2 separate regions of the Homo sapiens genome follow, and region 1 is linked to region 2. The links are chromatin loops, found by intact Hi-C in ENCODE. Cell type or tissue: PC-9. All regions are shown on one strand.

The links. Hi-C counts contacts between places; a loop is a spot of excess contacts. Peaks named below come from ENCODE experiments on the same cell type or tissue, not always from the same donor. Only the 100,000 strongest peaks of a DNase experiment are listed, where the experiment ranks them.
Region 1: it touches region 2 in a loop (7-fold over the local background); 2 of 110 quality-filtered maps call a loop at or near these places.

What each region holds. Positions count from the first base shown.
Region 1 is chr13:34,862,728-34,865,227 of GRCh38, forward strand. No RefSeq gene overlaps it. Among named protein-coding and RNA genes, the nearest start is that of NBEA, 78 kb to the right of the region's middle. In PC-9, no CTCF peak of the experiment used is centred here; a DNase peak (open chromatin) is centred at 1,124; H3K4me3 peaks cover 252 bases; H3K27ac peaks cover 2,297 bases.
Region 2 is chr13:34,358,026-34,360,525 of GRCh38, forward strand. The region is part of intron 1 of LINC02343 (long intergenic non-protein coding RNA 2343); the gene reads left to right. Among named protein-coding and RNA genes, the nearest start is that of LINC02343, 11 kb to the left of the region's middle. In PC-9, no CTCF peak of the experiment used is centred here; a DNase peak (open chromatin) is centred at 1,346; H3K27ac peaks cover 2,500 bases.

The DNA of each region.
Region 1 (2,500 bases), 500 kb after region 2:
TATATATATTTTTAATCACATGTGTCAGTAGGCTCTCAAAAAATCCTCTTAAGAGAAGTACAATGGAATGGTTAAGAGAAATGGTTCTCAACCTATGTTGCACTACAACATATTCGATATTAACTATTCACATCACATTCCTGTGGGTCTAGGGTCTGAGCCCGATGCCAAATACAATGAGACTTTGTGGGAGCCTATAAGCAGAGTCTGCATCTGGGAGACTGGCCAGAGGCCAGATTCTCGAGATTTTAAAACATGGCTCCAAATTCTTTGGCACTTCTGTCCAGAGGTGGGGTCTTTGTCTCTACCTCATGAATTTGGGCAGGCTTGTAACTGCTTCAACAAGAGAATAGAGTGAAAGTGATGCTGGGTGACTTCTGAGGCTAGGTTGGAAAAGGCCATGCAATTTCCACCTGCTTCTCAAATTCTTGCTCTCTGGATGCTTCCTTTCGAGAAACTCCCTTTGGGATCCCAGGTGCCATGTTATGAGAAGCCTAAGCCGCATAGAGATCATGCACAGGTGTTCTGCTTGACAGCCCTAGCTGACCCCTCCTTTTAAGTCACCCTATAATGCATATGTGTGAGTGAAGATGCTTCTAGATCATTGGCTCTCAAATTTTAGCATGCATCAAAGTCAGCTGGAGGGCTCATTAAAACATAGATGACTGAGCCCCACTGTTAGAGTTTCTGATTCAGTAGATCTGTGGTGGGACTGGACAATTTGCCTTTCTAAGTTTCCAGGTGATTTGGAGACCACAGTTTGAGAACCACCACTCTACCTGATTCTAACCACCAACCATTGGTGAGACTCTAACATTGTGGAGCATAGATAAACCCTCTCTGCTCTGCTCTCTCTCTCTGGATTCCTAGTGTACAAAATTCAGGAATTATTCCACCTTTTCCACATTAAGAAGATACATTAGAATGAAGTAAAATGACATAGGAAAATTTCAATACATTCTAAGGATCTTTAAAGTATGAGATCATAAACTTTCATGCTGTAATGATTAGCTTTAATTATTCAAGTGATGTGACATATCTCACAAGTGATTACAAAACATCACTGCTTAGTCACCACATCTGGGGGCCTCTCCTGTGTGAATCACTCAGAGCTGGTTTTGAATTTCACCTTTGCTACTTAAAGGTTAACACAGCAATTAGTAAGGCACGGAAGAGGCTTTTGGAGTTTGTGTGCCTGTGTTTAAATCCAGTTCTACCACCTTCTAGCTGTGTGTGACCTAGAGTAACATACTTAACCTTCCTAAGCCTCTGTTTCTCCATTCCTAAAATGGCCTGAGACGATTAGTGTGGTTATTAAATGAGATAATGCCCTTAAAACAGCGCTGGCGCTGAGAAGTCACTCCAGAAATATCTTATGAAATGGTATGTGTCCTTGGACAGGTTGTGTTTTTACCTCTCTGGGAATTAGAATTTATCTAAAAAACCAGGATAATAATATCTATCACATGGGGTGATTAAGATTAAATAATAAGCAAACAAGTGCTTAATAAATGGCAGCTATTATTAATATTTTTATTACTGTGAAACAGTTGCACTTTCTAGTATGGAAAGCACAAGTCAGCAAGTTTTACTCCCATAAAATAAAGCTTTCATGTAGCGGACAGGATAGCAAAAGTGTCTTAGCCTGTCACTGATCAAACAGTAAAAGAGTAAGTGATATTTAAAGTTCGATGATAGAATCAAAGGGACTTCCGGCCAGGAGAAGTGGCTCACGGCTGTAATCCCAGCATTTTAAGAGGCCGAGGCGGGTGGATCACCTGAGGTCAAGAGTTTGAGACCAGCCTGACTAACACAGCGAAACCCCGTCTCTACTAAAAATACAAAAATTAGTTGGGCATTATGGCAGATGCCTGTAATCCCAGCTACTTGGGAGGCTGAGATGGGAGAATAACTTGAACCCAGGAGGCAGAGGTTGCACTGAGCCGAGATCATGCCTTTGCACTCCAGCCTAGGTGACAAGAGGGAAACTCTGTATCAAAAAAAAAAAAAAAAGAATCAAAAGGACTTCTAATAGTCTGTTCACATAGGCTCTGAAGTAGGAGTAAGAACTGCACTAAATCATTATGGATCCTGGCAACTGTCCTGGTAGTGTCAGGTCCAAGCAGCTGTGAACCAAGCAGCATTTACCTTTGTTGCTTCCCAGCCTGCAGCATTTGCTCCTCTTTCTGCCCTTTGTCCCCAAGTACAGGTTTCAGGCACCATTCCTATTGGGCTCTGTGCTAATGGGTTATTAGATCCTTTGCAATATTAATCAGTAATGAATATGATAGCTAAGAACTGTGATATGATAGTTTTCACTAATGAAGAGGGAATAAAAAACAAAGAGCCCTCAGGGCCTATATCTATACCACTGTAAAGATGAGTGAGAAGATTGCCATTTTGAAGCCAGAATTTTTCAGTTTAGTTAAAGCATCTTTCATAGGAAGCTACTTTCTCCCTTGCCTGGCCTATTACAAATTTCACAAGGTATAGATGGCTT
Region 2 (2,500 bases):
CCATCCCTGATGCTCAAACTCTGGTCGGTGGACCACCAGCCTTGAGACCATGAGAGCTTGATGGAAACACAAAAATGCAGGCCCCACCCAGACCTGCTGAATCAGAATGTGCATCTTGTAAGATCCCCAAGTGATTCATATGCACTTTGCACACTTTGCATTTGAGAAGCAGCTGCTCTAAATGATCTTCTGATATAAACGGGGCAGTCATTATTGCCTCAGGAATTGAAGCAGAAATACAAACCCACCCCCACCCTGCCCCAAATTACCTTTCTCACTAGTATCAGAACATCAGTTAGAGATTCACGCTTTTAGATCATCGATCCTCTTCTTTTGTCTAAACAGGTCTATTTTTTATTAAAATTCAAATATTCCCAGCCAGGCGCAGTGGTTCACGCCTGTAATCCTAGCACTTTGGGAAGCCAAGGCAGGCGGATCACCTGAGATGAGGAGTTCGAGACCAGCCTGGCCAACACGGAGAAACTCTGTCTCTACTAAAAATACAAAAATTAGCTGGTTGTGGTGGTGCACACCTGTACTCCCAGCTACTCAGGAGGCTGAGGCAGGAGAATCACTTGAACCTGGGAGGCAGAGGTTGCAGTGAGCCGAGATAGTGCCACTGCACTCCAGCCTGGGTGACAGAGCAGGACTCCATCTCAAAAAATAATAATAATAAAAAAATTCGTATGTTCCTTGTGAGGGAGAACATATGGGATCCCTCAGTAACAAGGTTAAAAAATTTTTTTATTGAGCTCATATTAGTTGCCACATATCCGAGATACTTGGGGTAAATGTATTTGGTGTAAACGAATTACTTTTCCCTGGAGACAAGAAAGCCAAGTGTTAAGAGAACAGCAGCCTTCTTTTTGGGGGAAAGGATTATTCAAGGGACAGAAGAGAGGGAACATCCAAGACAAACAAGTATGACCTTCCACTCCATCCTGAAGAAACTTGTCTCTCAGAGCTTTCCAAGTTGTGGAGATGATGATTCCATTTCCATTCAAAATCATCCTCTGTCATTTCAACTTAACGGGAAAAACCAATGGCATTTTGAAGACAAGATGTCTGGGTGCATGTTTATTTTTAGAAGGAGACAGACCACAGCACATTCATTCTGCAAGAAAGAAGCAAGTCCTGGCTCTGCATACTGAATCAGTGAGCAATACCTCAAAAGTGGAAAGATTAAACTCTCCAAAGAATGGGGGCAGTGGCCTCAGCTTATTTATTTTCTCCCAGGAAACAGCACAGCACTGGGTATGCCAGAACTGCAGAAGCAGCACCATAATAAACAAACTGTCTTCTCAAGCCTTCTGACTCTGTTTGGGTACCCATGAATGAATAGTATCTATTTCAATTCCTAAAATGTATGATTCATGATGACTTGTTTGTATTTGCCTTTCATTTTCACTGTAACTGAATGAGACCATCCTTCAGGTACTAAGGTAGAATCATCTTTGTGACTTAATAATGGTAATAATCACAGAGACCAAGTCATTACTCTCTGCCAGGTATTGTGACACATGCTTTTGAAGTTGGGAGACAATGCTCCATGGGTCACTCACATTGTTGCAAGTGATTCCAGCAGAGGCATTGACTGTCTTTATTCTGGATTATTTTTTTCAAAATGTTTGTACACCAAACAGCTTTGTGAGATTGATACAGTGTCTCCCTCCAGAGCTAGGAGTGTATATGCTTACTGTCCAGTACAATAAACATAATATCTCACTCTGGAGGAATGGACAGTATGGTTACCACCTGTTACAAAATATTCAGTTTTCCTAAGTTCAGCATTCTTCTGTAACAGAGCCCATCATGTGGACAGGTATTTCTTGGCCTTTTTGTGTTGCCCTGCGGGAACTGGGACTTGGGGACTAGTACAAGAGAATGCTCATACTCTGGCTTCTGCTTTTGCTGTGAATAACAAAGTCCTTTGTCTCTGATCCAAGAGTCTCATGCCTTCTGCCAGTGTCCTGTAACTGTGGCAGGCTAACTTATGAGGTTGCAAGTGGGATTAAAATCTCAGATCCTTCCTACTTCTTGATAAAAGCAATAACTCATTTTATCCTCTGAAAAACCTTAGGAAAGTACTATCATTTTCACAACGTGGATTCACAGATGTTATCACTAAACTATATTGACGTGTCCACAGGGGGTCATAGGACTGAAATTCCATCCAGAGGGAGACCTTAGTTTCTATGAAGTATTGTCCTTTTATACATTTTATACACTTTTTAAAATTGAAAATACTTCTGGGATGGGGATTCTTTTTTTTTTTTTTTTTTTGAGACGGAGTCTTGCCTTGTCGCCCAGGCTGGAGTGCAGTGGCACGATCTTGGCTCACTGCAAGCTCCACCTCCCAGGTTCACACCTTTCTCCTGCCTCAGCCTCCCCAGTAGCTGGGACTACAGGCACCCGCCACCACACCTGGCTAATTTTTTGTATTTTTATAGAGATGGGGTTTCACCCTGTTAGCCAGGATGGTCTCTATCTCCTGACCTTG